Regions from separate parts of the Homo sapiens genome. Here region 2 is linked to region 1. Evidence: chromatin loops called from intact Hi-C (ENCODE). Cell type or tissue: Caco-2. All regions are shown on one strand. Each heading gives the region's core, and the rest is flanking DNA. Links, peaks and the distances in the headings are about the cores only.

Region 1 (16,052 bases), core at 5,371-7,870:
CAGACACCTCATATAGGAGAGCTCCAGCTGGCATCTGGCAGGTGCCCCTCTGCGATGAAGCTTCCAGAGGAAGGAACAGGCAGCAATCCTTGCTGTTCTGTGGCCTCCACCAGTGATACCCATGCAAACAGGGTCAGGAGTGGATCTCCAGCAAACTCAAGCAGACCTGCAGCAGAGGGACCTGACTGTTGCATGGAAAACTAACGAACAGAAAGGAATAGCATCAACATCAACAAAAAGGACTTCCACACAAAAACCCCACCCCAAGGTCACCAACATCAAAGATCAAAGGTAGATAAATCCACAACGATGAAGAAAAAACAGTGTAAAAAGGCTGAAAATTCCAAAAACCAGAACACCTCTTCTCCTTGAAAGGATCACAACTCCTTGCCAGCAAGGGAACAAAAATGGATGGAGAATGAGTTTGACAAATTGACAGAGGTAGGCTTCAGAAGGTGGGTAATAACAAACTCCTCCGAGCTAAAGGCGCATGTTTTAACCCAATGCAAGGAAGCTAAGAACCTTGAAAAAAGGTTAGAGGAATTGCTAACCACAATAACCAGTTTAGAGAAGAACATAAATGACCTAATGGAGCTGAAAAACACAGCACAAGAATGTCGTGAAGCACACACAAATATCAATAGCCAAATCGAACAAGCAGAAGAAAGAATACCAGAGATTGAAGATCAACTTAATGAAATAAAGCATGAAGACGAGGTTAGAGAAAAAGAATGAAAAGGAATGAACAAAGCCTCCAAGAAATATGGGACTATGTGAAAAGACCAAATCTACGTTTGATTGCTGTACATGAAAGTGATGAGGAGAATGGAACCAAGTTGGAAAACACTCTTCAGGATATTATCCAGGAGAACTTCCCCAGCCTAGAAAGACAGGCCAACATTCAAATTCAGGAAATACAGAGAACACCACAAAGATACTCCTCAAGAAAAGAAATGCTAAGACACATAATCGTCAGATCCACCAAGGTTGAAATGAAGGAAAAAAGGTTGAGGGCAGCCAGAGAGAAAGGTAGGTTACCCACAAAGGGAAGCCCATCAAACTAACAGCAGATCTCTCTGCAGAAACCCTACAAGCCGGAAGATAGTGAAGGCCAATATTCAACATTCTTAAAGAATTTTCAAACCAGAATTTTATATACAGCCAAACTAAACTTCATAAGCGAAGGAGAAAAAAAATCCTTTATAGACAAGCAAATGCTGAGAGATTTTGTCACCACCAGACCTGCCTTACAAGAGCTCCTGAAGGAAGCACTAAATATGGAAAGGAAAAACTGGTACCAGCCACTGCAAAAACATACCAAATTGTAAAGACCATTGACACTATAAAGGAACTGCATCAACTAACAGGCAAAATAACCAGCTAGCATCATAATGACAGGATCAAATCCACACATAACTACATTAACCTTAAATGTAAATGGGCTAAATGCCCATTGGCAAATTGGATAAAGAGTCAAGACCCATCAGTGTGCTGTATTCATGAGACCCATCTCACGTGCAAAGACACACATAGGCTCAAAATAAAGGGATGGAGGAATATTTACCAAGTAAATGGAAAGTAGAAAAAAGGAGGGGATGCAATCCTAGTTTCTGATAAAACAGACTTTAAACCAACAAAGATCAAAAAAGACAAAGATAATGGTAAAGGGATCAATGCAACAAGAAGAGCTAACAATCCTAAATATATATGCACCCAGTACAGGGGCACCCAGATTCATAAAGCAAGTTCTTAGAACCTACAAAGAGACTTAGACTCCCACACAATAATAATGGGAGACTTTAACACCCCACTGTCAATATTAGACAGATCAACGAGACACAAAATTAAAAAGAATATTCAGGACTTGAACTCAGCTCTGGACCAAGCAGACGTAATAGATGTCTACAGAACTCTCCACCCCAAATCAACAGAATATACATTCTTCTCAGCACCACATTGCACTTATTCTAAAATTGACCACATAATTGGAAGTAAAACACTCGTCAGCAAATGCAAAAGACTGGAAATCATAACAAACAGTCTCTCAGACAACAGTGCAATCAAATTAGAATTCAAGATGAAGAAACTCACTCAAAACTGCACAACTACATGAAAACTGAACAACCAGCTCCTGAATGACTACTGAGTAAATAACAAAATTAAGGCAGAAATCAATGTTATTTGAAACCAATGAGAACAAAGACACAATGCACCAAAAACTCTGGAACACAGCTAAAGCAGTGTATAGACGGACATTTGTAGCAATAAATGTCCACAGGAGAAAGCAGGAAAGATCTAAAAATCGACACTCTAATATCACAATTAAAAGAACTAGAGAAGCAAGAGCAAACAAATTCAAAAACTAGTAGAAGACAAGGAATAAATAAGATCAGAGAAGAACTGAAGGAGATACAGACACAGAAAACCCTTCAAAAAACCAATGAATCCAGGAGCTGGTTTTTTGAAAAGATTAACAAAACAGACCACTAGCCAGACTAATAAAGAAAAGAGAGAAGAATCAAATAGACATAATAAAAAATGATAAAGAAGAGATCACCACTGATCCCACAGAAATACAAAGTACCATCAGAGAATATTATAAGCACCTCTATGCAAATAAACTAGAAAATCTAGAACAAATGGATTCCTGGACACATACACCCTCCCACGACTAAATCAGGAAGAAGTTGAACCACTGAACAGACCAATAACAAGTTCTGAAATTGAGGCAGTAATTAATAGCCTACCAACCAAAAAAAAAAAAAACACCCAGGACAAGACAGATTCACAGCCAAATTCGACCAGAAGTACAAAGAGGAACTGGTATCATTCCTTCTGAAACTATTCCCAACAATAGCAAAAGAAGGACTCCTCCCTAACTCATTTTATGAGGCCAGCATCATTCTGATACCAAAACCTGTCAGAGACACAACAAAAAAAGAAAATTTCAGGCCAATATCCCTGTTGAACATCGATGCGAAAATCCTCAAGAAAATACTGGCAAACTGAATCCAGCAGCACATCAAAAAGCTTATTCACCACAATCAAATCGGCTTCATCCCTGGGATGCAGGGCTGGGTCAACATATGCAAATCAATAAACATAATCCATCACATAAACAGAACCAATGACAAAAACCACATGATTATCTTAATGGATGCAGAAAAGGCCTTTGATAAAATTCAACACCCTTTCATGCTAAACACTCTCAATAAACTAGGTATTGATGGAACATATCTCAAAATAATAAGAGATATTTATGTCAGACCCACAACCAATATCATACTGAATGGGCAAAAGCTGGAAGCATTCCCTTCAAAAACCAGCACAAGACAAGGATGCCCTCTCTCACCACTCCTATTCAACATAGTATTGGAAGTTCTGGCTAGGGAAATCAGGCAAGAGAAAGAAATAAAGGGTATTCAAATGGGAAGAGAGGAAGTCACATTGTCTCTGCTTGCAGATGACATGATTGTATATTTAAAAACCCCATCATCTCAGCCCCAAAACTCCTTAAGCTGATAAGCAACTTCAGCAAAGTCTCAGAATACAAAATCAATGTGCAAAAATCACAAGCATTCCTATACACCAATAACAGACAAACAGAGAGCCAAATCATGAGTGAACTCCCACTCACAATTGCTAAAAAGAGAATAAAATATCTAGGAATACAACTTACAAGGGATGTGAAGGACCTCTTCAAGGAGAACTACAAACCACTGCTCAAGGAAATAAGAGAGGACAGAAACAAATGGAAAAACATTCCATGCTCACGGATAGGAAGAATCAATATCGTGAAAATGGCCATACTGCCCAAAGTAATTTTTAGATTCAATGCTATCCCCATCAAGATACGACTGACTTTTTTCACAGAATTAGAAAAAACTACTTTAAATTTCATATGAAACCAAAAAAAGAGCCCGTATAGCCAAGAAAATCCTAAGCAAAAAGAACAGAGCTGGAGGCATCATGATACCTGACTTCAAGCTACACTACAAGGCTATAGTAACAAAAACACCATGGTACTGGTACCCAAACAGATATATAGACCAATGGTACAGTATAGAGGCCTCAGAAATAATGCTACACATCTACAACCATCTAATCTTTAACAAATCTGACAAAAACAAGCAATGGGGAAATGATTCCCTATTTAATAAATGGTGTTGGGAATACTGGCTGGCCATATGCAGAAAACTGAAAGTGGACCCCTTCCTTACACCTTATACAAAAAGCAACTCAAGACGGATTAAATACTTAAATGTAAGACCTAACACCATAAAAACCCTGGAAGAAAACCTAGGACATAGGCATGGACAAAGAGTTCATGACTAAAACACCAAAAGCAATGGCAACAAAACCCAAAATTGACAAATGGGATCTAATTAAACTAGGAGCTTCTGGACAGCAAAAGAAACTATCATCAGAGTGAACAGGCAACCTACAGAATGGGAGAAAATTTCTGCAATTTATCCATCGGACAAAGGGCTAATACCCAGAATCTACAAGGAACTTAAACAAATTTACAAGAAAAAAACAAACAAACAGTCGAGGAACAGTGGCTCACGCCTATAATTCCAGCACTTTGGGAGGCTGAGGCGGGCAGATCACCTGAGGTCAGGAGTTTGAGACCAGCCTGGCCAATATGGTGAAACCCTGTCTCTACTAAAAAATACAAAAATTAGCTGGGCATGGTGGCAGGTGCCTTAATCCCAGCTACTTGGGAGGTAGAGGCAGGAGAATCATTTGAACCCGGGAGGTGGAGGTTGCAATGAGCTGAGATCGAGCCATTGCACTCAAGCCCAGGGGACAAGAGCGAGACTTCTCTCAAAACAAAAACAACAACAAAAACAAACAAACAAAAAACCATCAAAAAGTGGGCAAAGGATATGAACAGACATTTCTCAAAAGAAGACATTTATGCAGCCAAGAAACATATGAAAAAAATTCATCATCACTGGTCATTAGAGAAATGCAAATCAAAACCACAATAAGATACCATCTCACGCCAGTTAGAATGGCGATCATTAAAAAGTCAGGAAACAACAGATGCTGGAGAGGATGTGGAGAAATAGGAATGCTTTTATACTGTTGGTGAGAATGTAAATTAGTTCAACCATTGTGGAAGACAATGTGGCAATTTCTCGAGGATCTAGAACCAGAAATACCATTTGACCCAGCAATCCCATTACTGGGTATATACCCAAAGGATTATAAATCATTCTACTATAAAAACACACACACACACGTATGTTTATTGCAGCACCATTCACAATAGCAAAGACTTGGAACCAACCCAAATGCCCATCAATTATAGACTGGATAAAGAAAATGTGGCACATATACACCATGGAATACTAAGCAGCCATAAAAAAGAATGAGTTCATGTGCTTTGCAGGAACACGGATGAAGCTGGAAATCATCATTCTAAGCAAAGTAACATGAGAACAGAAAACCAAACACCGCATCTTCTCACTCATAAGTGGGAGTTGAACAATGAGAACACATGGACACAGGGAGGGAAACATCACGCACTGGGGCCTGTTGAGGGGTGGGGGGCTAGGGGAGGGATAGCATTAGGATAAATACCTAATGTAAATGACAGGTTGATGGGTGCAGCACACCACCATGGCACGAGTATACCTATGTGACAAACCTGCATGTTCTGCACATGTATCCCAGAACTTACAGTATAGTTTAAAAAGAAAGAAGAATTAATACATATAAAATGCTTAGAACACAACAACTCAATAAATGCTAGCTATTGTTGTTACTACTATTTTTAGAGACAAGGTCTTACTCTGTCACCCAGGCCAGAGTGTAGTAGCACAATCTCTGCTCACTGCAGCCTCAAACTTCTGGGCTTAAGTGATCCTCCCACCTTAGCCTCCCAAGTATCTAGGACTATAAGTACATGCCACCACATCTGGCTAAGTTTATTTTATTTTTTGTAGAGACACACCCTATGTTGCCCAGGCTGGTTTTGAACTCCTGGCTTCTAATGATCCTCCCACGTTGGCCTCCCAAAATGCTGGGATTACAGGCAGAAATGATAGTACCCTGCCAATTCTAGCTATGATTATTGTACGGTAAGGTGAAAAGCTTTGTGTCCCCTCCCAAAATATGGACAGTTGCACACAGCATAAGAAAACAATGTTCATGTTCCCCTGTCTTCGTCCCTCCATCAAAAATACAAAATAATAAATGATGTTTAATTTTAATGTCTAATTCAAAACAAAATTTAAATGCACTTTTTCTAACCATCCCAGACAAGTATTCAAGTAATATGTGCCTCCCCTGTCAGGATAGCCTGTCTTGGGGCTCTCACCTTCTGCCCTTAGTACAAGAGATGAGAATGGCAGGCCAAGGTGTCCTGGGAGTAATTCATCCCTGAGTGACAGCTGGTGCTGTCAAGAGTCGTTATTGCTGGTGCGCACAGACCTTCTGGCAAAGCCAGGCGAAACACAGAAACTGCAGTCTCCCTGCCCACCTGTCAGCCTCGTCCAGGAACAGCAGAGAAATTTGCTTTTCTTCCTTCAAAGGGTCCAGCAAGCCCTAGCACCCTTATTAATGCATGCCTCTTCAGTCCCAGCCTGCCTCCCTACCCTCCCTGAACACAGACTTCCCAACCTATTCTTCCAAGAAGGGGATTAGCTCAATTAATCTCTGGACAAATGTCAAGGAGTCTGGGGGAGGGGGCACCTTTCAAGTGCCGCGCCCCAAATAGCAAATAAAGCCAGACATGCGCTGAGGCCACACCGCACAAGGGTGAGCTGCAGCAGCTGCCAACAGGATAGACCGAGTCCTTTTAATGTCAGGCTTAGCTTCCCAGGGGCTCACTTTCTTGCCAGCCTGTTCTGACAGACCACAAGCACCAGGCTCTCAAGTTCTCCTCTCACCGTCTGGGACGGGGGTAGTCGCAGGAAAGCTGCTTCGGGATCAGAATCCATTTTTGAGGCAAACGTTGCTCTCCTCTCATCTCCTGTGTTGCTGCCTTCTGTGCTTGCCCTCTCCTCTCTGGGCCCACCTGCCTCCCCCACCTTCAAAGGGCAGGCACTCCCCTCCAAAGCATGGTTAAAAAAAGATAGTTCCTAGGTTCAGAGTAAGGAAACCAAGTAGGCAAAAAAGCCACAGGGAGAAAAGCCAGGAATGGGTGGGAGTGGAGGAAATTCTCATTATCTAAACACAAAATTATTTTCCCCCAACCATAAGTTTCATCAACCTGATCCACAGAATTTTGGGAAAAGCCCTGAGAGTGCTTTCTCTTTGATCTAATTCCCAGAAAGACTTCATTCAATCCATCCAAGGGAGTGACTGAACTGGTAATAATTCTCTAGAATAGAGATTTCCCAATTGCTCTATGCTCATTCCAATTTTTTCATTTGTAAGGTATTTTCTATTAGTTTAATCCTTCTCTGTCTCTTTCTCCCTTCCTCTTCCTTTTCCCCTCTCTCCCTCTCCCCCTCTCTCTCCTTAGCCAGCAAAATCTGGCCTAACCAGCAGGCTATTAAACAGCACTTCCACATGCTACAGTCCAATGATTTGGTAATTAATTTTCATAATGATGATCTGGAAGGATTTCTACAGCCTCTTGAAAGATCCAAGAAAATATATACCCTACTGGTTATACATATGCTTTGAGTGTGAGAGGTAGCCTGGGTGTCCAGTTCTGGTGGTGTCATTTACTAGCTGTGTGGCCTCGGGCACGTTACTTAACCTCTCTGCCTATTACCATTTCCTCATCTGTGATACGAGGATACAAAGTTTATTAAGAAAGATAGCAGTTAACACTCTAGTTATGAAATATGTCCTATGAACCAGACACTATGCCAATTGATTTGCCTGAATTATTTTATTTAACCCTCACAACAACTGCTGAGTCAATATTAAGGGGATTTCATCACAGTCTCATTTGTTCAATATTAGCAATACACATATTGTACCTATGGTGACTATAAACCAGAATATCTAATTAATGTAAACATCTCATTTCCTCACTAGAAGAAGACACAGGCAGTCTACTTCAATTATTATCCAAAGCTCTTCTGTTCAGATGCGCTTTTGAATTCAGAAAATTTTTGGACTTTAGAAAGACAATATGGTTCATATAACAAACAGAACACACTGGTCTGGGGCAGCATCCTGTAACTGAACGCATTAACATTTCTGCTCTGAAACATGAATCTTCTCCCTAAAGAGAACAACACAGAGCTTCCTGTCATCTCAAAACAGGTTTTGTTACCAAAAGTCATTCAGAACAGGTAGTTTTACCATCAAATAAGTTAGAAAAGAAAAAAATAAATAAACTTAGGCTATTGTTTGTATTTCAAAATTTCAGATAGGACATTGTGAACTTTATTACACAAAAGCACTAAATAAAGAATCAAGATTCTAGTCCTGGCTCTAGTAGTAACCGCTGTGTAATTGTGGGCAAATTGCCAAGGTGCTCTGGTTTCAGATTCTTCATCTACAAAATAGGTGACTACTACTTTCTCCTAAGTTATACAGAAGTAGCTGTGAAGATCAAATGAGATAGAATTCATCAAAGTATTTTGAATAAGTGAAGTGTTTACCAAATTCAAGCTGTTTATTATCTTTTAAAATGATTTTTTCAATGATTATAGATTTAATTATGCACTACTGCTTCTTGTTTGAATGGCACAGTGTTGCTTACATGGGAAAAGATTCCCCAATTAAATCTCCTTTTTGCATGTATCACTGCTGTTGTTTCTTATACATCAATAAAGATCAGCAAATACATGATGACTGCACTACTGAAATATTTCTCTGGGTTAAACTACAAGAATCACCTCTAGGAAATAATGATAAGCTGCTGTGTCAAATCACTGCAGTTACTGAATACCTGAAAGACCATTTTTTTGTTTTGAAGAAGCAAGCTGTTCAAGTGTCAGGTTGATTTTAACCTGATTTTACAACTTCTTAAAAATCTGCTCATGTCTTCCTTTTCTGGGCGGTCTATGAAGACAGCATTGGCCTGGGAGTTTGATGATCCAGTTGCTAGTCCCAGCCTGACCTCTAATGTTCTGTGTCATCTAGGACAAGTCACAACACCTCTGAGATGAACTCTCCAAGTCCCTGAGCCTAGTCAGACTTTGGGAGGCAAGAGAGGGTTCACTGCTCCTATTTGTTGTCCCCAACAGAAGACTTTCAAGCCCTGGTTGTTCACAGGATTCAAGCCCTGGTTGTTCCTGCCACACACTCCTGGCTGGCTGGGAGCTGCCTTTGCACTGATATCAATCACATGTTGCTGATGTCAGCCCAGCTGTGACAGCTGAGGCCACCACCACCCACAGCTGACTGAGTGAGTCACATCTGCCTGCTTTCTCTTTGACATGAACCTCTCGGAAGCCCAGGGACAGAGCCCATAACCTGCTTCTCCCTTTGCAGCTCTTTATATTCTTTCAGCTTGCACAGTCTCCATGGCTGAGTGATTTGTCCCATTAGCCATGGTTTTACAAAATTAACCATGAATGTTCTCCAGCATCCGTGGTAACCTTTCTGCCAAGGAGCAATTATAACTATAAGATATCTTCTTTTGATGTTGACTTTTACAAACAGAGGATCCCTGGCAATTAAAATGCAATGAGGTGGTTATCTCATTAAAAAAATTATAAATACTCCCTTTCATAGAGACGAAGGACACATTAAGTAACCTTTACTATATAATAAAGCTGGTAATTATTATCAATAACAGAAGGACATTCTGTGTTTTAAAATCCAAGGTCCATGACATATGTGAAATGGTAGGGTAAATGTAATATAGAAAAAAAAAAAACACTAGACTTAGAACCTGAACTTTCCTTGCCCCCAAGGAGGCTGTGATCAAACAGATGAGGCAAAAATATAAAGCGATTATATTATTATATTTATTATATAAAATAATATGTAGGGGTGGAGCAAGATGGCTGAAAAATACTCTCTAGCAATTGTCTCCCCACAGGAACACCAAATTGAACAATTATCCATAAAAGAAAGCACTTCAGCAAGAAGAGTAAAAGATAAACCTACCAAAAATAACAACTATGACTGCTTTTTAAGTGATAGACAACATAAAAGACATAAAAAGAGACAAGAAAAAGTCTAAAAGCAGGATAGGAATTAAAATGTGGAGTGTTTCAGTTTTCTCTTTGCTTGTTTGTAAGCAGAGTTAAGTTGTCATCAGCTTAAAATAATTGGTTATAAGATGTTATTTGTAAGCCTTGTGGCAACCACAAGACTTAAACCTATGGTAGATACACAAAAAATAAAAAGCAAGAAATTAAAAAAATACTACCAGAGAAAATCACTGTTACACAAAGGAAGACAAGAAGGAAGAAAGAAAGGAAGAGGACCAACAAAACAACCAGAAAAGAAAATGGCAATAGTGAAGTCCTTACCTTCAATGATAACATTGAATGTAAATGAACTATATTTTCCCATCCAAAGACAGAGTGGCTGAATGGATAAAAATAGGACTCAACCATATGTTGCCTACAAGAAAATCACTCCACCTATAAAGACATGCATAGACTGAAAATAAAAGGTGGGAAAAAATATTTCATACAAATGTAAACCAGAAAACAGCAAAAGTAGCTCTACATTTATATCACATAAAATATATTTCCAGACCAAAACTGTAAAAAGAGACAAGGTCATTATTAAATGATAAAGGGGCCAATTCGGCAAGAAGATATAACAGTTCTAATTATATATAAGTCAAATGCTGGAGCACTCAGATATACAAAGCAAATATTATTAAAGCTAAAGAGAGGCATATACCCCAATGCAAAATTAGCTGAGAATTTCAACACCCAACTTTCAGCATTGGATAATCATATATACAGAAAATCAACAAAGAAACGCTGAACTTTATCTACACTATGGACCAAATGAACCTAATAGCTATTTACAGAATATTTCATCCAATAGCTACAAAATATTCATTCTTCTCATTGGTACATTGAACATTCTCAAGGATAGATCATATGTTAAGCCACAAAACGAGTCTAAAAAAATTCAAAACAAATAAAATCATACCAAGTATGTTTTCTAAATATGATAAAACCAAACTAGAAATCAATAACAAGTGGAACTTTGGAAACTGTATAAACACATGGAAATCAAATAATATGATCCTGAACAACCATTAGGTCAATGAAGAAATTAAAAAGAAAATTTAAAAAATTTTTTGAATCAAATGAAAAATGAAAACACAATGTACCAAAATCTATGGGATATAGCAAAAGCAGAGGTAAGAGGGAAGCTTATAGCAATAAACATCTACATCAAAAAGGGAGAAAAGCTTTAAATAAACAACCTAATAATGCACCTTAATGAAGAACTAGAAAAGCAAGAGCAAACCAAATTCAAAATCATTAGAAATAAAGAAATAAAGATCAGAGTAAAAATAAATAAAATTGAGACTAAAAAAATACTAAACACCCACAAAATGAAAAATTGTTTTTTTGAAAACATAAGCAAACTTGACAAACCTTTAGCAAGATTAACTACGAAAAAAAGAGAGCAGACCCAAGTAAATAAAATCGAAATGAAAAGAAAGACATTATAACTGATACCACAGAAATTTGAAGTATCATTACAGACTATTATGAGAAACTATATGCCAATACATGGGAATGTCTATAAGAAATGGATAAATTCCTAGACACATACAACCTACCAAGATTGAACCATAAAGAAATCCAAAACCTGAATAGACAAATAACAAGTAATGAGATACAAGCAATAATAAAAAAAGTCTCCCATCAAAGTAAAGCCCAGGATTTTATGGCTTCACCACTGAATTCTAACAAACATTTAAAGAATTACTTACACCAATCCTACTCAAACTATTCAAAAAAAAATCGAGGAGGAGGGAAATCTATCCAAACTCATTCTACAAGGTTGGTATTACCTTAATACCAAAACCAGACAAAAGCACAACAATAAAAGAAAACTAGAGGTCAATATCCCTGATGAACATAGATGCAAACATCCTCAACAAAATACTAGCAAACTAAATTGAGCAACACAGTGAAAACATCATTCATCATGATCAAGTGGGATTCATCCCAAGGATGCAAGGATGGTTCAACATAAGCAGATCAATCAACGTGACACATCATATCAATAGAATAAAGGACAAAAAACATATGATCGACCGGGTGCAATGACTCATGCCTGTAGTAACAGCACTTTGGGATATCAAGTCAGGCAGATCACTTGAACCCAGGAGTTTGAAACCAGCTTGGTTTCAAACTTTGTGTCTAGAAAAAAAATACAAAAATTAGCCAGGCATGGTGGTGCATGCCTGTAGTCCCAGATACTTGGAGGCTGAGGTGGGAGCCCTGCTTGAAACCAGTAAGTCAAGGTTGTCGTGAGTTGTGATCACACCACTCCACTCTAGCCCAGATAACAGACTGAGACCCTGTCCCATAACAAACAAACACCATACGATCATTTCATTAAACGCTGAAAAGGCATCCAATAAAGTTCAACATCCTTCATGATAAAATCTCTCAGACAACTGGGTATAGAAAGAACATACCTCAACATGATAAAAGCCACATACAATAAACCCACAGTTAGTGTCATACTGAATGGGGAAAACACTGAAAGCCTTTCCTCTGAAATCTGGAATGAGACAAGAACGCCCACTTTAATCACTTTTATTCAACACAGTACTGTAAGTCCTAGCCAGGGCAATTAGGCAACAGAAATAAACAAAAGGCATCCACATTGGAAAGGAAAAAGTTAAAATCATCCTTGTTTGAGATGATATGATCTTATATTTAGAAAAACCTAAAGATTCCACAAAAAAACTATTAGAACTAATAAGCAAATTCAGTAAAGTTTCAGGACGCAAAATCAACATACAAAAGTCAGTGGAATTTCTATATGCCAACAGCAAACAATCTGAAAAAGAAACCAAGAAAGTAATCTTATTTAGAATAGCTACAAATAAAAACATATACCTAAGAATAAATTTAACCAAAGAAGTGAAAGTTATCTACAACAAGAACTATAAACATTGATGAAATAAATTGATGAGGACACAAAAAAGGAAAGATATTCAATGTTCATGGATTGGAAGAATCACTATTTTTAAAATGTCCATACTACCCAACACAATCTACAGATTCAATGCAATCCCCATCAAAATACCAATGACATTCTTCACAGAAATAGAAGGAAACAATCTTAAAATGTATATAGAACCATAAAGATCCAGAATAGCCAAACCAATCCTGAGCAAAAAGAACAAAACTGGTGGAATCACATCAATTTCCTCGCTTCAAATACCACTACAAAGCTATAGTAATCAAAATAGCATGGTACTGGCATAAAAACAGACATGTAGACCAATGGAACAGAATAGAGAATCCAGAAATCCATGCATTTACAGTCAACTTATTTTTGACAAAGGTGCCAAGAACATACCTTGGGGAAAGGACAGCCTCATCAATAAATGGTGCTGGGAAAATTGAATACCCATGCAGAAGAATGAAACTAGACCACTATCCCTCACCATATACAAAAAGCAAATAGAAGTGGAGTAAATACTTAAATATAAGACCTCAAACCATGAAACTACTACAAGAAAACATTGGAGAAACTTTCCAGGACATTGTTCTGGTTAGAGATTTCTGGAATAAGAACTCAAAAGCACAGGCAACCAAAGCAAAAAAATGGACAAATGAGATTACATCAAGCTAAAAAGCTTTTATACAGCAAAAGAAGCCATCAGTGAGGTGAGGAGACAATACACAGAATGGGAGAAAATATGAATATTTGCAAACTATGCATCTGACAAGGGATTAATAACCAGAATAAAGAACTCAATAGAAAAAAAATCGAATTAAAAATGGGCAAACATACAGAAAATTGAAGCTGGACCCCTTGCTTACATCTTATACAAAAATTAAATCAAAATGGACCAAAGACTTAAATGTAAAACCCAAAACTATAAAAACCCCAAAAGAAAATCTAGGCAATACCATTCGGGATATAGGCACGGGCAAAGATTTCATGAAGAAAACACCAAAAGCAATCGCAACAAAAGCAAAAATTGTCAAATAGGAGCTAATTAAACTAAAGAGCTTCTGCACAGCAAAAGAAACTATCATCAGAGTGAACAGACAACCTACAGAATGGGAGAAAATTTTTGCAATCTAGCCACCTGACAAAGGTCTAAGCAGAGTCTTCAAGGAACTTAAACAAATTTACAGAAACACCCCAACCCCATAAAAAAGTGGACAAACGACATGAACTGAATGGACACTTCTCAAAAGAAGACATTTATGCAGCCAACAAACATCTGAAAAAAAGCTCAACATCACTGATCATTACAGAAATGCAAATCAAAACCACAATGAGATACCATCTCATACCAGTCAAAATGGCAGTTATTAAAAAGTGAAAAAACAACAGATGCCAGTGAGGTTGTAGAGAAAAAGGAAGGCTTTTACACTGCAGGTAGGAGTCTAAATTAGTTCAACCATTGTGGAAGACAGCGTAGCAATTCCTCAAGTATCTAGAGGCAGAAATACCATTTGACCCAGCAATCCCATTACTGGGTATATACCCCAAAGAATGTGAATCATTCTATTATAAAGATACATGCACATGTATGTTCACTGCAGTACTATTCACAATAGCAGTCATGGACTCAACCCAAATGCCCATCAATGATAGACTGGATAAAGAAAATGTGGTATATATACACCATGGAATACTATGCAGCCATAAAACGGAACAAGATCATGTCCTTTGCAGAGATGTGGATGGAGCTGGAAGCTGTTATCCTCAGCAAACGAATGCAGGAACAGAAAACTAAACACCATATATTCTCACTTAAAGCTGGAAGATGAATGATGACAACACATGGACACATGCAGGGGAACAACATACACTGGGACCTGCTGGTCAAAGACGACGGAGAGCATCAGGAAGAATAGCTAATGCATGTGGCTTAATGCCTAGCTGATGGGATGACCTGTGCAGCAAACCACCATGGCACATGTTTACCTATGTAGCAAACCTGCCCATCCTGCACACGTACCCCTGACCTTAAAATAAAAGTTGAAGATTAAAAAAAAGATCCTTTTGCCACATTTTTAAAAAAAGAAAAAAGAAAAAAATGGCCAAAAGATCTGAATAGACATTTCTCAGAAGAAGACATACACATGGCCAATAGTTATATGAAAAAATATTCAACAGCACTACTTATCAGAGAAATGCAAATTAAAACTATACTGAGATATCATCTCACCCAAGTTTAATTGGCTTTTATCCAAAATACAGGCAATAATGAATACTTGTGAGGATGTAGAGAAAGGTGTTGGTGGAAACATAAACTAGCACAACGACTATGGAGAACAGTATGCAGGTTCCTCAAAAAGCTAAAAATATAACTATCATGTGATCCAGCAATCCCACTACTGGGTATATATCCAAAAGAAAGGAAATCAGTATATGGAAGAGATATCTGTATTCTCATGTTTATTGCAGCACTATTCACAATAGCCAAGGTACATAATCAATCTAAGTGTACGTTGGCAGATGAATGGATAACGAAAATGTGTTACATACACACAATATAATATTTTACAGCCACTAGAGAGAATAAAATCTTGTCATTTGTAACAACATGGATGGAACTAGAGACAGTATGTTAGGTGAAAAAAGCCAGGCACAAAAAGACAAATATTCTATGTTCTCACTAATATGGGAGCTAAAAAAAAAGAACAAATTAAACTCATGGAAAGAGAGAGTAGAATGATGCTTATCAGAGACTGGAAAGGGTAGTTGGAAGGGACGCGGGGTAGAAAGGGGATGGTTAATGAGTACAAAAACACAGTTAGATAGAAAAAATATCTAGTGTTAGGTAGCACAATAGGATGACTACAGTTAATAATTTATTGTATATTTCAAAATAACAAAAACTATAGAATTGGAATGTTCCTAACCCAAAGAAATGCCAAATACTTGATCACAAACTCTTTGAAGGAAGAACTATTTCTTACTCCTTATTATCCCCCCTGATGCCTAGT
Region 2 (16,052 bases), core at 5,216-7,715, 96 kb after region 1:
TAGTCTAACAGCTCTGAGGTCACCATTACATAGCTGTTCTATCTAGTGATTAACATGAGCAATGATTTAGGAGATTATAGCAATCATCAAAGGGTGGAATTAAAATAATAAAGAAAAACAATAAACAGGAGGAGAAAAGGAGGGATTGCTTTTGCTCCACAGATCATTTATGTAAATAAAAGAAAAATCACAGCGCTAAGCCACTAAATCAGAGGTTGCAATTAGCTCAATTGTAGAGTGATTTGGTGCCATTTTGAGCAACAATAGCCAGAGTGATCACTCTTAACTGAGGTAAATTAAGTATTCTGATTACTCCACTTTTATGAAAAAGAGTTGCCGGCCATTACAGAGATCTAATTTACACGAACTCTGCTCCATTTCTCATACTGACTCATCTTTTACGTTTTTTTCTGCTTCTTTTCACATCTAGCACATTTTGCTGTAGACTAAGAAAATAAGGGTTCTGCATCCACAGATTCCATCAACAGTAGATTGAAAACACAGTATTTGAGGGATGTAGAACCCCTGGATTCTAAAGATCAATTTTCATAGCCATGGTTTCCTCAGGGTGGACTGTGGAACTTGAACCTCAGTGAATTTTGATATCTACAGAGGTCCTGCAACCAATACTGAGGAATGACTGTATCTCTATGAAAGCTCACCCTCCAGAATACATTATGTAAAATTAAATGCATGCATGTGTATACGTGCACATACTTTAATAACTACTGCCCAGTCTTGATTATGTAAGATTCTGGAAAATCTGAAAGGAAAATAGGTAAAAGGAAGGAGAAAAAGTTGCTACAGTGCCCTTGAAGCTCAATAATATAGCAACCAAGCAGAAAAACTCTAGAATCACAAGGGAAAGACAATTTACAGCCAAAAGCACACCATAATATCTTTAGTACTTAACAAAGAAATGAGTGAAATCAAGTTAGTGATTACACAGCTGAACTTGGTAGTTTGCAGCATTTGCTCACAACAACAACAAAAAAAAATGCAAGAAAAAGTACTATTATTAAATGCCCTTTGCATGCACAGTTTGCAAGATTAGCAAGACTCTTATTTCTGTTCCCCCTTTAAACTATTTGGCTGTCTGGAATTGCTATGAGAAAAACCTGTGTTTTATTGGTAGCTTAAAATAGCTTTTTTAAGGTGTATGTGTGGGGAAGGGGGGGTTGTACTGCTAATTATTACTGTTTCCAATATATCCCTGAACCAGAGACTACAAAGGTCATATTCTTGAAACTTGTTTTCAGGCAGATGCAGCCACAATAATTACAGCTCAAAGAGGATAAGAGCAACATATTCCATGACATTTGCCCTTAACTACCTTTCTTATTAGCAATGATACTGCTACAGACAATGACTATATTATACATCCATGTATCTAAATGTGCTGTTTATTCTGAAGTGACAGTGACAATTATAGCAGCTGCCAGGAAGGAATAATGGGTATACTCCAGCATTGGCAGTGGTGTGGTTAGCAGTAATGCCAATTCACAAAAAATCCCACACCCCAAAAGGCACCAGGTAATGCTACTGATGTGATTCTATTGCTAAAATTTAAAAATTGAAGTCATTAAACTGTACACTTAAGATCACTACATTTTACTGAATGTAAATTATACCTTAACAAAATATGATTATTATTTATTTCTTGATTCTGGCTTAGGGTAAGTGTTACACATAAAAACGCAATGCATTTCTTCTGGCCATGAGACTATTTTCCACAATGAATTCTAATCCTATGAACTATGACTACTTGGTTTGACCTTGGGTATATGTGACTTTCCATATGAAAATTTCATTATCATACGCTTAAGAATAAAAAATTCCTAGCCTAGAGATGTAATGCTATCACACGGAGGAACTCACCAGTATTCACTCTACTCAATTATCTCCATGGCTTCTACACTGCAAGCAAAAAAGTGCACATTTCCATAGCACTTCATATTCATCAGCCCAAACCATCCATATGTTGAAATGCTTCCTTTCAATCCAAAGAAAAGCCCACAAATACACTCCACCCACAGTATTGACTCTACCTAGCCCATACCACATTAATAAATGACACCTCCTCTAAAATATTATAATGCTAATGGTGAAAAGAGATGAACATTTAGAAAAAGCAATGGATATTTATATGAGGGAGAGGAATATTTTGTATTTTATTCTGTACCTCTAAGCAGGTAATAAGGTACTTTTTTCCTACCTGTGAATGTTCCAGGTGCTGGCATATGAAGACATACCAAGAGGGGACTCTTCCCCTTCCTTTCTTTTCTACCTCAAGCCTTACTCTGGAGGCCTTTGGAGAAATAATATCATGCCAAAGTTAGGAATTAACAAGCATTATTGAATGTCTACTATGTGCTCATAATTGTGTTAGGTGTTGGAGATACAGAAAAGTAGATTCATTGTACAGTACTGTTTAGAAGGTTTTATGCTTCATTTATTAAGAAATGCATTGCTTCTATAGAACTAGAACTTATAACAAAACTGAACTTGAGTCTATTTCAATTATTAAGAATTATCTTAAGATTTAAAGAACCATCTGAGGGTATTTATCCAGTGCAACTACAGTCCAAGTTTTTTCCAAATGCTAATGTTGGCCCAAGTCTACTGATGTACTTTCCTTGATATTGTTGCTCTGTTAGAGCAAAAAGATAAAGTTGGTCTCAAAGCTACCAAGGCTCAGACCATTCTCTGTGAGCGCAGGGATGAAATAATAATGACGAACACCCACTGAGACACTGTTGTAAGAGTTTTCCATGGATCCAAACAGAAATTCAATCCTTACAACAATTCTGTAGGTCAATATCATTCTTTGTCTCATTTTACTGATGAAACAAGTGAGGAACAAAGAAGCTAAGTAACATGGCTAGAGTTGTAGAGCTCATGGGTGGTAGAATCTCAGAAATAAAGCCCTCAAGCCTGTGTTCTTAACCCCCACACCATACTGCCTCTCAGGAGAGCAGGATGGAAAAATGCAACAATAAAAACCAAAGCCGGGCAATAAGGCCTGAAAGGAGAGGACATGGAATCCAGAACCACAAATCCTTTTCCCAAACACTGCTAGGAGCTCTTTCTTTGCAGAAACAGTGACAGGAGAAGAGGGAGGAAAGGAGGGATGTGGCGGGGGTGAAGGGAGGGGAGAAGAGTATAGCAACTCCCTTCTCTTAACAGTGATGCAACTTCCCTTCCCATAAATTAGTGGCCTGTATTGGCACATATGAAAAAAGATAGGAACTTTGCAATGTGTATCTAACATCCTGTATCCAGCAGAGAGCCCTACAGCAAGTCAGCAAAAACAGCACTCTGCCAAAAATGAATGTTCACTGCTTCCAAAAATCTATTTTAGAAGTAAACAGTGTTTAAATTTGCTGGAAATGATATTCTTTGCTGTGACTGCTCCAGAACATGGCATTCTGTCATACCAGAGGAGAACTGAGGAATTTCCTCCCGCTGACACGGCTGACTTTGTCTTCATGCCTTTTCTCAGGGCATGGGAAGAAGTCCCTGTGACCTACCAGCCTGAAAATTCTGCCAAGAGGCTGAGAGTCATGGGAATCTGCCCAACCAGCTTTGTGGAGGTCACTGAACACCATCTAGACATTAAAAGAGGAAGCCAGACACAATATAGTTTCAAAGGACTGTGACAGTAAATGTCTTAACCACTGATATTATTACCTTGAGTTGTGATTACCTAGAGACCTATTCATCAACATTGATGAAAAGGTTGAGTCTTCCAATAGCCCATTACATTCTCTATTCTTAGTTACCTCTTCCTGAAGGAAAATTGTCCATGTGAATGAAGCATTACTGATGTCTAGTAAAAATGAAAACTTCATCCAGTGGGCAACGGACCACATGGGCACATTCTCCGCACACTTACACACTCACATCATTAGTAACAGGAAAGGGAACCCAAGTCAAAGCCAACATTTGAAAGGAAGAGATAACACAGCCACCAATAATGCCATTACAGTGGCCAACAGATTTTCTTTAGGAAATCCCAGATATTCTAAAACCAACACTCTTTTACACGATAGGAATACGTTTTCTAAATACTGTCTTTAAATTATTTTTAAAAATCGTCTTTTAAATGAAATTTTTAAGCTATTTTTTAAAAGTTGTCATTTATATGGATTAAGATATCAGAAGTTCACAGAGAGAGAGCAGGGGAAGACACAGAGAGAAACAGAGTCCCCTCCCCCACCAAAAAGGTAAAATAAACCATCAAAATGGTAGCTGAAGTTTAAAAATAAGATTCCAACCTCAGGAACCTATTTCTATGACTACATACAGGGACTCCAGATGGAATTCTAGGTTACCATATGTAGACAGAAATTACAGCAGGATGAAGCACAGCATTTTGATGCCAAACTGGAAACACCACTATTTTTTTCATTTCAAGTAATTTGTGAAACAGACATCCCTAAACTTTAATCCATCCCTGGGATTCATCCTTTCCATGACCCTCACCCCATCTATCACACTTACCTGTCTATCACTCCTATCCTACCTCTAAAATATGCCCTAGGGGTGGGAGTCACAAGACCTCGGAGAAGGGGTGAGGATATCCTTTTTGCACCTTCTCTGTACTTTCAAATAATTAAAACATTGGAGGTTCAACAGTGCTATGTCAGAATGTTCCTGCACAAAAATTGCTGAGTCAAAATAACTGGGTCCAAAAGTCCCGCACCAAGAGATGTAAAAATATCAAGATACAAAGATATAAACATCAGTAACATAAAACAGGAGGCATGAGACACTATGGAGCAGACTTGAGGAGCAATCTCTGGTGCTCATCAACGCAACACACATCTTCTAGATGTGAGTTTTAGTTAAACAGCATAGGATGCAGAGGTTGTACAGGGAATAAATGAGAAAATAGGAATTAGGCTTATCCTCTAAGAGTCTGACTAAAGCTTATTATGTGCCCTGGAATAAGTCATTTCATGTTTCAGCACATTAGTTTTTTCCTCTGCAACATGTTAACAATAACGACTGTCTTGTAATGGGAGGCACTTAATAAATAATTATTAATGAATGAGTAAATTCATGTATGTCCCCTAGATGTTCCTAGGTTTTCCAAATTAAGGAATAAACTGGTCTTTGACTGAAAATAACAACAAGGGTTCTTATAACTCTCTAAAGTGGTGTTTGGAGGCAGGCCTTGGGGATTTGCTACCTCAGGCCAAACAAAACACTTCAATCTCCCCAGCTATCCATTAACACCTTATTTCAGTGTGGAAATTCCCTTCACGAGTAAATGCTGAGTATAAATAGTCTTTTCTCAACTCCTAGGAAAAGGGAAAAAAAGATTTTTCTAATAACAAACAAAATGATATTAGAATAATCTCATACTAATTGATAATCAAGTATATAGCAAGATTGTTTCTAATAACAAAATGATATTAGAATAATCTCATACCAATTGATAATCATGTATATAGCAGGATTGTTTCTAATAACAAACAAAATGATATTAGAATAATCGCACACCAATTGATAATCATGTGTATAGCAAATCCATTCATTAAATAAATGTTTACTGAGTTCTTACTACCTGTGAGGTATTGTTTTACTATACCTAACAGAATCAGTCATTGTTCCTTTCCTCTAAGAGCTGATTTTAGGGGGAAGCCAGATCCATAAATATTTAAAATCCAAAGGGGAAAGGAGGTAGCAAAACACTAAAAGCAATGTTTCTGGCGTCAGACTGCCTGGATTCACATCATGGCTCCAACACTTAATACTGGAGTGTCCTCAAGCAAGTTCCATAATGTTTGAAGGTCCCAACTGCTTTATCTGTAAAATGGTAATAGTAATTGCCTACCTTAAAGGGTTGTTAGAAAAATCAAATTAAATAGTCCATGTAAAGCACTTCTCACAGGGCTGGGGATGTGGTAAACTTTAGACAAAGTGTGTGATTGTTGTTAGATGTTATATTAAGTACAAAATATTACGAATCCAGTAGGTAAAACCTCTCATCTTTACTGGAGAAATCGAGATAGTCTTTGAAAAGAAAGAGACAATATAAGGGACCTCTCCAGGAAAGTGTAAAAGTTTTCCAGACAGACCAGAGGGAGAGGAAAGCATTCCAGAAAAAAGAAAAAGTTTGTACACCAGGCACAGTTATCCAAGATTTTCACGTTCAGGAGCAGTCTGCTCAAGGCCTTTAGACTCCAGCTTCCAGGGCAGTACCAGGAGATGCGGGTGGAGAGAATGGGAATGACTTCTCAAGTTGAGTTGAGACTGGAGACAACAGGAATGGTAATGACTTCTCAAGAGGAGTTGGGATTTATTTTGAATAAAATTGAAATCCCTCAGGTGTTTCTTAAGTACAGGTTTGTGAACCCAGAAAATCTGAGACAGGTCTCCGTTAACTTAGAAAGTTTATTTTCCTGAGGTTGAGGATGCATGCCTGTGACCCAGCCTCAGGAAGTCCTAAGGACCTGTGCCCAAGGTGGTTGGGATGCAGCCTGGTTTTATACATGTCAGGGAGACATGTGACATCAATCAAGTACATTTAAGAAATACATTGGTTTGAAAGGCGGGACAACTCAAGGGGTGGCAGGGCTTCCAGGCTACAGATAAATTTAAACATTTTCTGACTGACAATTGGTTGAGTTTGTCTAAAGACCTGGGATCAATAGAAAGGAATGTTTGCGTTGCGATAAGAGGTGGGGGAGACCAAAGTTTTATCACGCAGATGAAGCTTTTAGCTAACAGGCTTCAGAGCGAACAGGCTGTAAAATATTTCTGATCAGACTTAAAGTCTGTGTTGACGTTAATGCTGGAGAGGTATAATGAGGCATGTCCCACCCCAGTTCCCTTCATGGCCCGAACCAGTCTTTCAGGTTAAGTTTTAAGAGCTCTGGCTGAGGAGGAAGTCCCTTTAGATGATTGGGGGACCTTAGAATTTTATTTTTGGTTTACAGATTTGACATAAACGGATGTGTTTGTTTGTAGTTTATTTGTTTTCCAGAAAGTAACTTTCATAGTGTTTTGAAAAATGGAGTGGATATGGGAAACGTGGTATAAGAAAAGAGTGAGAAGGGAGTTGTTGGAAACTTCTAAAGGAGAGATGAGGAGGAAAGGGAAGAAATGACAGGAAGATCCCAGGAATGTTTCACAATGGAATTTACGGGATTTGACAGTTAGTTGGATGTGAGAAGTAAAAGAAAGGGAGAAACCAGGGATAATATTAAAGTATGGTGAAGCTGGCTGGGCACGGTGTCTCACGCCTGTAATCCCAGCACTTTGGGAAGCTGAGGCGGGTGGATCACGAGGTCAAGAGATCGAGACCATCCTGGCTAACACGGTGAAACCCCGTCTCTACTAAAAATACAAAAAATTAGCCGGGTGTGGTGGCAGGTGCCTGTAGTCCCAGCCACTCGGGAGCCTGAGGCAGGAGAATGGCGTGAACCCGGGAGGCAGAGCTTGCAGTGAGCCAAGATCGCGCCACTGCACTCCAGCCTGGGTGACAGAGCGAGACTCCGTCTCAAAAAAAAAAGTGTGGTGAAGCCATTAACCAAGGTGGTGAATATAAGAGAAGAATGTTCAGAATGTAGAAAAAATTCATGTACATTGGACACGGTCTGTGGACCGTGGAAAAGACCTCTAGTTAGTCAGCAGCATGGATCCTTGGCTCAGAAGATATTTCATTATTTGTGACACAGACTCTAGAATAATTTTCTTAAGATAGATCTCATTTGAACAAACTAGATTGCCCAGAGATTGCTGATTATGTGAATGGTGCTATCCATATAAAATATTATGGGGGAGTAGCTGTAGACTAAATAAATACTGTGAAAATAGTGTAACTTGACATTAATATTTACCAATGTCCCTCTTGATTTTTCTGCCTATAAAATAGAAAAAATAGTATTTGTGTAAATAACTTTAAACATTTCGTTTTTAAACGTTCTACCTCATGAATGGATAACATAGTTGTGCAGACTCAAAAGAGGTTGAACAATAATCCCACTTCCCTGCAAAAAAAAAAAAAAAGATAAATTGATCAGAGTCATCTGATGGTATGGCCACATTTTGGCTCCCTGCTTCCATAACTCTTTTTTTTTTTTTTTTTTTTTTTTGAGATGGTGTCTCGTTCTGTCACCCAGGCTGGAGTGCAGCAGCCCAATCTTGGCTCACTGCAACCTCTGCCTACTGGGTTCAAGCAATTCTCCTGCCTCAGCCTCCCGAGTAGCTGGGACTACAGGCACGTGCCACCACACCCTGCTAATTTTTTTCTATTTTTAGTAGAGATGGGGTTTCTCCGTGTTAGCCAGGATGGGCTCCATCTCCTGACTTCGTGATCCGCTCGCCTCGGCCTCCCAAAGTGCTGGGATTACAGGCATGAGCCACAGCGCCCAGCCTTCCATATTAACACATGAATTCTATCCCTTCTTCCTTCCTTCCTATTGCAGGGCAAGATGTGTCCCTCCATCCAAGGGATAATTCCATGCTTTAGGATCCAAAGTCTTCAATCCTTTCAATGATGTCACTCAGAGAATATTCCCCACCTTCTTTGTGGATCCTTACCCCTTTCCCTTCCTATTGTTTTCTTTCTTACAGCATTTAAACACACTCTAATGCCTCATTGTAAGATACCATATCTCAACCCATAACCCTACCCAACTACTCAATTCTCTCCTTCCTCTTGCAACAAATTGCTTTTAGAAGACTCTATTTTACCATTTTTATTTCTTTATCCCTACTAAGTCCATCTTGCCCTGCAATAGGAAGGAAGGAAGAAGGGATAGAATTCATGTGAGTAAGAATTGTCAAAGCAGGGAGACTTTTTATTTCTTTATCCCAGCTAAGTCCCAGTCCCACTACAATCTGGCTTCTGTGTCCATCACTTCGATCTCAATAAAACCAAAAAGCCTATGGTATTAAGAAAGCCAACGGATACTTTTCAGTCTTTATTTTACTTAATCACTTAGCAACAGTTTTGATATTTACGACTACCTCTTTTTTTTATAGATAATGTTTTATTGACTTGATTTCTCAGACATCACATTCTTCTGGTGTCTTCCAACCTCCGTGGCCTCTCAGTTTCCCTCTTCCCTCCAAAATCCATAGTCTTCTCCCAGCTCTTACATGTTAACTTTCCTCAAGACTCTTGAAAACCCTCCTCCTTTTTGCCTTACACACCATCTCTGGGTAATCTCATCCATTCCCACTCTTATAATCATTCTCTCTATGCATATTCCTCTCATATCCATATATCCAGCTCAGAATGCTTTCCTCAATTATAAATCAAAATGTCCAGCTGTCTGCTAGTCATCCTTACTAGATCTTACACATACCACCAAAATGACATATACCATTGTGAACTCATCAACTTCTTCCCTAAATATGGTCCTCTGCTAGTGGTTCCTGTCTCAGAAAATAGCACCAATATTCTGACACTAGCCGATGTCAGAAATCTAAGAATTGTCCTTAGCTGCTTCCTTTCCCATAACCAAACTATCATATACTGTTGATTTTGAGAAATACTCAAATGTTTCTTGATTCCCCTCTGCCATTATTCTGATCCTGGCCACTATTATCTCTTGCCTAGATTATAGCAGTAGCCTTATAATTAGACTTCACATCTAAATCCTGCTTCTTCTGTCCTTCAGTAACCAAGTGATCTTAAAAATCATATCATGGCACATACACCGACTTTCCCAAATTCAAGCCCTTTAAAAATTTCTCATTACCCTGAGAATAATTTAAACTCTTAATATAGTTGTACCAGGACCTCATTGCTCATCTTTTCCAATTCAAGTTGTCATTTTTCAGGCACTCTGAATTTTGTATAGTTCTCCCCCTCACCTATAGACATTCACACCTGCTGTTCTGCCACCATGTTGTGCTCATGGAGCCAAATCTCATTCATTCTTTGGATCTCTGCTTGAACATCATTTCTTCAGGGAAATTTTCCCTGACGCCTTGATTAGGTTAGGTTCTCCTGGCATGGGATCCCATGAGCTCTCAACTTAAAAAAAATTATATCATCAATCACAATTTTGCTAATTACTTTATTAATATCTATAAGTTCTATGAGGGTAAAGATCATACATATGTGATTTGTTCATCATGACAGTCCAATGCATGTCACATAGCAGATGTTCTGTGAACACTTGTTAACTGATTAGATGGATAAAATTGAAGTCATAGAAATTGACTATGCTATGTTGATTTGTGCATGACATTGAACTGGGAGAAATAGTGAATAAGCCTAATAACAGAATTGGATAATTCAGAAAATTAATTGATCAAAATTTTTAAAAACCAGTAGGAATAGCTAAATGTCCTATCTTCATATTCAAGGAATCATTTACATAAATATAAAAGAAAGTCCTGTTTTAACAGCAGCTCATGTGAAAATGCCTTAAGGCCACGCACAAGACTTCAAACTTCACATAGCCAACAGAAAGATATGGCTCATAAGTAGAAACTGATGCCATCTTACACTGTAGTGGTGCTACACTTAAGAAAACCTGTAGCTTGCCTTCACATCATAGCCCACACCTTATAACATACCTGGCATACACCAGGTGTGTAAACAAAGCTTGCTGAATGTAGAGTGAGAAGTCCCGTGATGCTTTCTGCCAGACAGACCACATCTGGAGATGACACACAATTCTTGACATCAATAACAAAGATTGTGTGAGCCAAAAAAAAAAAAAAAAGGATAATCTTGTCTAGAAGCAATAATAATAATAGCTAATACAGCATTCACTATGTGTTGGGTAATTTTGTAATCATTTTATATGTATGAATTCTTATACTATATAAGATAGGCACAATTATTATGCCCATTTTACAGATGATAAAAGTAAGGAACCAGTAGGTTATACAATCAACCCAAAATCACATAAGTAGTGAGGAGCAGAGCCAGGTTTCAAAACCAGAAAACATGATCTCATAGTCCATGCTCTTGGAAATCAATCATATCAATGTCCCATTGAAATGAAAAAGGAAAATTGTTAGCCTGGAGATGGGGTAGAAAGGAGATTCAGAAAAACATATTAACTGGCTTCATACTTAAATATCTAGGAAGGAATCTAAAGGAGACAGCTATTGGCTCAGTAGAATAAAGAACTTGCTAACACTGTGGATTGTCTCCCTAGTGCACATTAGTGTGCCTGACACATAGGCTCACTGGGTTCCCTGACAATAGAATATCCAGTTAAGAGATAGAGGTCCATCTATAAATGATATCAGTGGCAGTCCCACCCCAGTAAAAAGGTGAGACTAGAAGTCCCATAGAAGTGCTTCTCATTCTCTAAGATCTATAATTCTTCTTTTTTTTTTTTTTTTTTTTTTTGAGACGGAGTCTCACTCACTCTGTCGTCCAGGCTGGAGTGCAGTGGCGCAATCTCAGCTCACTGCAACCTCCACCACCTGGGTTCAAGCAATTCTCCTGCCTCAGCCCCCTGAGTAGCTGAGATTACAGGCGCACATCACCACACCTCACTAATGTTTGTATTTTTTTGAATAGAGATGGGGTTTCACCATGTTGGTCAGGCTGGTCTTGAACTCCTGACCTCGTGATCCACCCACTTCGGCCTCCCAAACTGCTGGGATTATAGGCATGAGCCACCACACCTAGCCAAGATCTATAATTCTAAAAATAATACATGGTCTTCATTCTCAGGCAGCATACAACTCAATGCAGAGAACAAGACAAATATAGCATAATTCAGTGAAGATGGAGATGTAATAAAATAGATTTTAAAATTATCAAAATAATTAAATGAATGGTACTTAGAGCAGTAGGCCCTCACACCACCTTTAAAGGTAAGTAACTCTGCTACCTACTTCCATATCAAGCAACATTAGAAATAGAAGCGGCACAGCAGACAATGCCATAATATAAAATCTTAAGAAATGCCAAGGAATTATATATTATGCACAGGTCAACTCTATATGCAGCTGGTTTTCTGTATCAATAGATAGTGTCAAAGAATTTGAGTTGTTTGGACTATGAAGCCACTTCTCTTCCCCCCAAAAGGAGAATATCTAGCTAAATCTGAGATTAAAGAGGTGGATAAATGTGACCCCTGGCCTGCAAAAGCCAGGAATTAGACACAAGACTATAGCAGGGAGTCTTCAAAGTTGATCTATCACAGGGATGTCTTCCATCAGATGCTAGTGAAGCTAATCCTTTTGCAAAGCATGACAACTTCTCAAGCTTGACTGTGGTGAATCCAAACCAGATTTTTATGCTATATGATCAGCTTTCAAAATACAAAATTATTTTTACATTATATTAGGTTTACATTTATTATATTTAAATTTACAAACAAAGATATAGAAGCCTGCAATGCAGTTTATACAGCATTCTCTGAACTCCCCTGATGCTCATCTGCCAGGATAAAGTATCAGATAATAGTGAGATGTAAATATATGGAACCAGAGCTTCTCTATAACAAAATACTGTCAAATAATGGAGTTTCCCACATCCTTAAAGTAAACCATTCACATTTCCATCTCTAAAGAAAGAGAGCCATAATATTCCATCAGAACATCCTCACTGATATCGCAGCTTTTCATTCGAATATCACCAACTCTGAAGCCTTTATTACTCTGACAGTATGCTGGAATTCTTGGATGCTGACTTACCTTTTTGCAGTCAGATAAGGACTTCTCACTGGCCAATGTGCTGAAAATGGTGGTCTACAAAATAGGAAGATGGAAAACACTTTAGAATTGTTAACATATAATGATAGTGACCATTCCATGTTCATTTCCAATCCAAGGTAGGCACTACCTAACTGTGTCCCCTACTGATTTCTGTGAATTTTAAAATGTGTCTGCCTTCACTATTCCCAAAGCTTCTCTACCCAAGCTGGAACGTTCATTATGGGCCAAGAACCATTCAGTGAGGTAAGGATTCTGTTATCTTCATTTTACAAACAAGGTAACGAACGCACAATTAGGTTAATTGCTATATACCTTGGACATAGTTAGGTCAGGAAGCAAAGCCATCTAACTCCAGAACCCACCTCCAAACACATATGATCTTCTGTCTTAAAGAGATATGTGCATAATGTTAGAGTCAGCTATGCCCAATCTTTCAAATGACAGCTGTTATGAGCCCAAGTGGGAGAATGGAGCTTCTGCCTATGTAAGAGATTTGTGAGTCTGAACAATACCAGGGCTTGCTATCTCCTTTCTACTATCTTTAATGCACTCACTCTCCCTGTAGTTGACCTCTCACACATTTGTATGTATACTTGCTTGGCCTGATGAACCACTCAAAAGGCACTGCAACATTCAAGGCTATATTGGGATTTACATGCAAGTATGTTCCCTTTGGACAATCCTATGAATAAATACATAGCCATGGTCAGCCATACAAACAGTATTGAGATTTTTTTCAGTAAACTTTTTTACATTTTCTTTAATTATAAAACTAATATTTATTCTTAATGAGTTAGTCTCTTTTATACCCTATCCTCCTGAGGTAACCCATAATACAAATTTGTATTCATCTTTCCACACTTTCTCTATTCCCACGCAAATATGTCTGCGCATATTATATAGAAGTCTCGTTCTTATGATCATACCATCTTAATTAAGAATATATTATCAACATCTTTCCAGTTCAGCCCATGCAGATTAATTCATTCTTCTTAATACCTATATAACATGTCATAATATGAATATATCATAATTTTATGCTTTCCTTTATTGATCAACAGGTTTTGGTTCTTTCATTGTTGTTGCTTCTTGTTTTCTTTTGTTTGCTATTACAAAGTATGCTGCAATAAACATGCTTGTATATGGCTGGAAAATCTAGTGTATATAAACTGTCTCCTACTCTCTGCTCTTTTAACATCATAAAAATATTTACCACCTCACCTAAGGTTTTGGTTTGCTTTGCTTTCTGTTTGTTTGTTTGTCTGTTTTGCAATAAGCATGTGAGAAAGCTAAGGATCTAAGTCAGCACATATTCTGGGTCAAAACAACATGCAGTATTAAAGGACAGAAAAGACAGAATGTGAATACACATACAAAAGTGCATCTTTAATTTAAAAAATTAAGTTCAAGGTTTAGGTTAGATATAATCTCCAAGTTTGGTTTGCTGGCCATTTTTATTTCATTTGAGAGGGAAGGAATAAATGTTACTGGGAAAGTTTGAATTAAAAAGGGAAAACTGAAAGAAGGGAAGAATTCTGGTGGCAGAAGAAAAGAGGAAAGGCAAAAGACAAAAAGAAGGACAAAATGAAAAGTTCACAAAAAACAGGCACAAAAAGCAGAATTGTCAAAAAATTAAAAAAGAAGAAAATGGTTTCCATAGAGAAGCAGTCATCTTCACTCAAGGAGAATAAGGGCACATGATGCATTCTAGTTACCAGGATCTATCCTGTTGACCTAATTTCAGCCCTGAAACACAGTAGCAGGTGGTGAAAGGACAGGTATAGCCCTGCAAATTTCATGTCCTCTTGCTCTTTGTGCTGCCAGGTATATCTTAGTTTCTCTCATTTCTGTATTACAATGGGGATGTAAGAAATAGTATTCTTGCTGTCTGTTCAAAGATTAGGGCAGGACAGAGAGAAAAGCCAAAGAACCAGGCAGCATTCCACATGCTACCGTGAACTACCCCACCCACAATCTTCCCATCAGATGTTTTCCTCATGACTTGTCATCATCTTTACTCATTTGTACACATGAGCACTGTGCCATGAGAGAGGCCTCAGTGTTGATTCCCAGATTTCTGCTCCAAGAATGTAAAGACCCACTGAAACTTGGTCATTGCAGTAGTCCCATTACTAGCCCAGTGCTTGGCACAAAGAAGATAACCAATAAATATGAACTGAGTAGATGCAAAAGAAAATAACATCTGGCAAAACTGCAGTCCTTATCCCAAAACATTTCTTTGGAAGCACTGTGCTGGAAAAGCAGCCTCACAGGAAACACTATTATAAAGTGAAGCTCAGGGATATAAGAAAGAAGAGAGATAAAAGACTTCTAAATAATGGTAAAATACACCTTATATTTAGCGTAAAGCTGTTGTCTATTATCTGCTTGGTTTGGCTAAACCAGGCTTTTTCAGTGAAGACCCTGTAAATGTTTTTGGACTAGATAACTCTTTGTTTTGAGGGCACGTGGGGACACACTGTGCACTGTAGGGGGTTCTGTAGCATGTGTGGCCTCTACCCACCAGATGCTACTGACAATCTCCACCTACCTCAGTCATGACAAACAAAAATGTCTCCAGACATTGCTAAATGTTCTCTAGCGGGAAAAACTGCCCACATTTGAGAAAACTGGTCTAAACCCTAAAGGGGCTAGTTATAGAAATGATCCTGATTCCCTGGCTGATGCAACTAAAATTTTTTCCAGGAAATGCAAGTCTAGCGGTGAAAATTTCTCTGCTCAACCCTGAATTCAAGTTTCATTCTCCGTCTGAAATGGGACTCAGAACATAGGGAGGACCCACTCTCCAGCTACTGAAGAGTCCATGTGGGGGCAACTCAAGAGACCATAACTGCATTTTTAAGTAAGCTTTAAGATGCACGAGCACTGCCACCCTAGGGAGAGTAAATTAAGGAACATGTCTAAGAATTCAGACATTAGTGCCATAGCCCCAGGGGAAATGATCTTCAATTAAACAATACCAGTCAACCTTTGAGGGCAGTCTCAAGTGACCAAAGAAACATGTTTGGAGGGAAATTTAGAGTCAGAGATGGGTGAAATTAGCTTCAGTAAAAAATATATATATACATAGGTAATTTTAAATGTTGCATTTGTAGAAAGGAAACACTTTAGCCAAATGGCAAATGTATGCAAAATCTCAAGACTTGGAATGAGTGTGAAAGAGGGGTGGCACGGGTCAATGAGAGTCCATCCCCTTACTTTAGCCATTTTCTAAGGGGAGTTTACGTAGACGCTTGGTCAGTCTCATTTCATTCTCCGCTTCAAAAGACTTTAACTGGCATTCCAGTTTACTAATTGCAGCTATTGTGAGTGACTTTGGGTGGGCTTTCTAAACTTTCCAATAACATGTTCACCTTAATTACTGAAAATGAAAGACTCAA

What was found. Hi-C counts contacts between places; a loop is a spot of excess contacts. Peaks named below come from ENCODE experiments on the same cell type or tissue, not always from the same donor. Only the 100,000 strongest peaks of a DNase experiment are listed, where the experiment ranks them.
Region 2: a loop joins it to region 1, with 6 times the contacts of the local background. A loop is called at or near these places in 1 of 110 quality-filtered maps.

The regions. Positions count from the first base shown.
Region 1 is chr4:81,715,957-81,732,008 of GRCh38, forward strand. No RefSeq gene overlaps it. Among named protein-coding and RNA genes, the nearest start is that of RASGEF1B, 250 kb to the left of the region's middle. In Caco-2, for the core only: no CTCF peak of the experiment used is centred there; a DNase peak (open chromatin) is centred at 6,695; H3K4me3 peaks cover 393 bases.
Region 2 is chr4:81,811,888-81,827,939 of GRCh38, forward strand. No RefSeq gene overlaps it. Among named protein-coding and RNA genes, the nearest start is that of RASGEF1B, 350 kb to the left of the region's middle. In Caco-2, for the core only: no CTCF peak of the experiment used is centred there; a DNase peak (open chromatin) is centred at 6,684.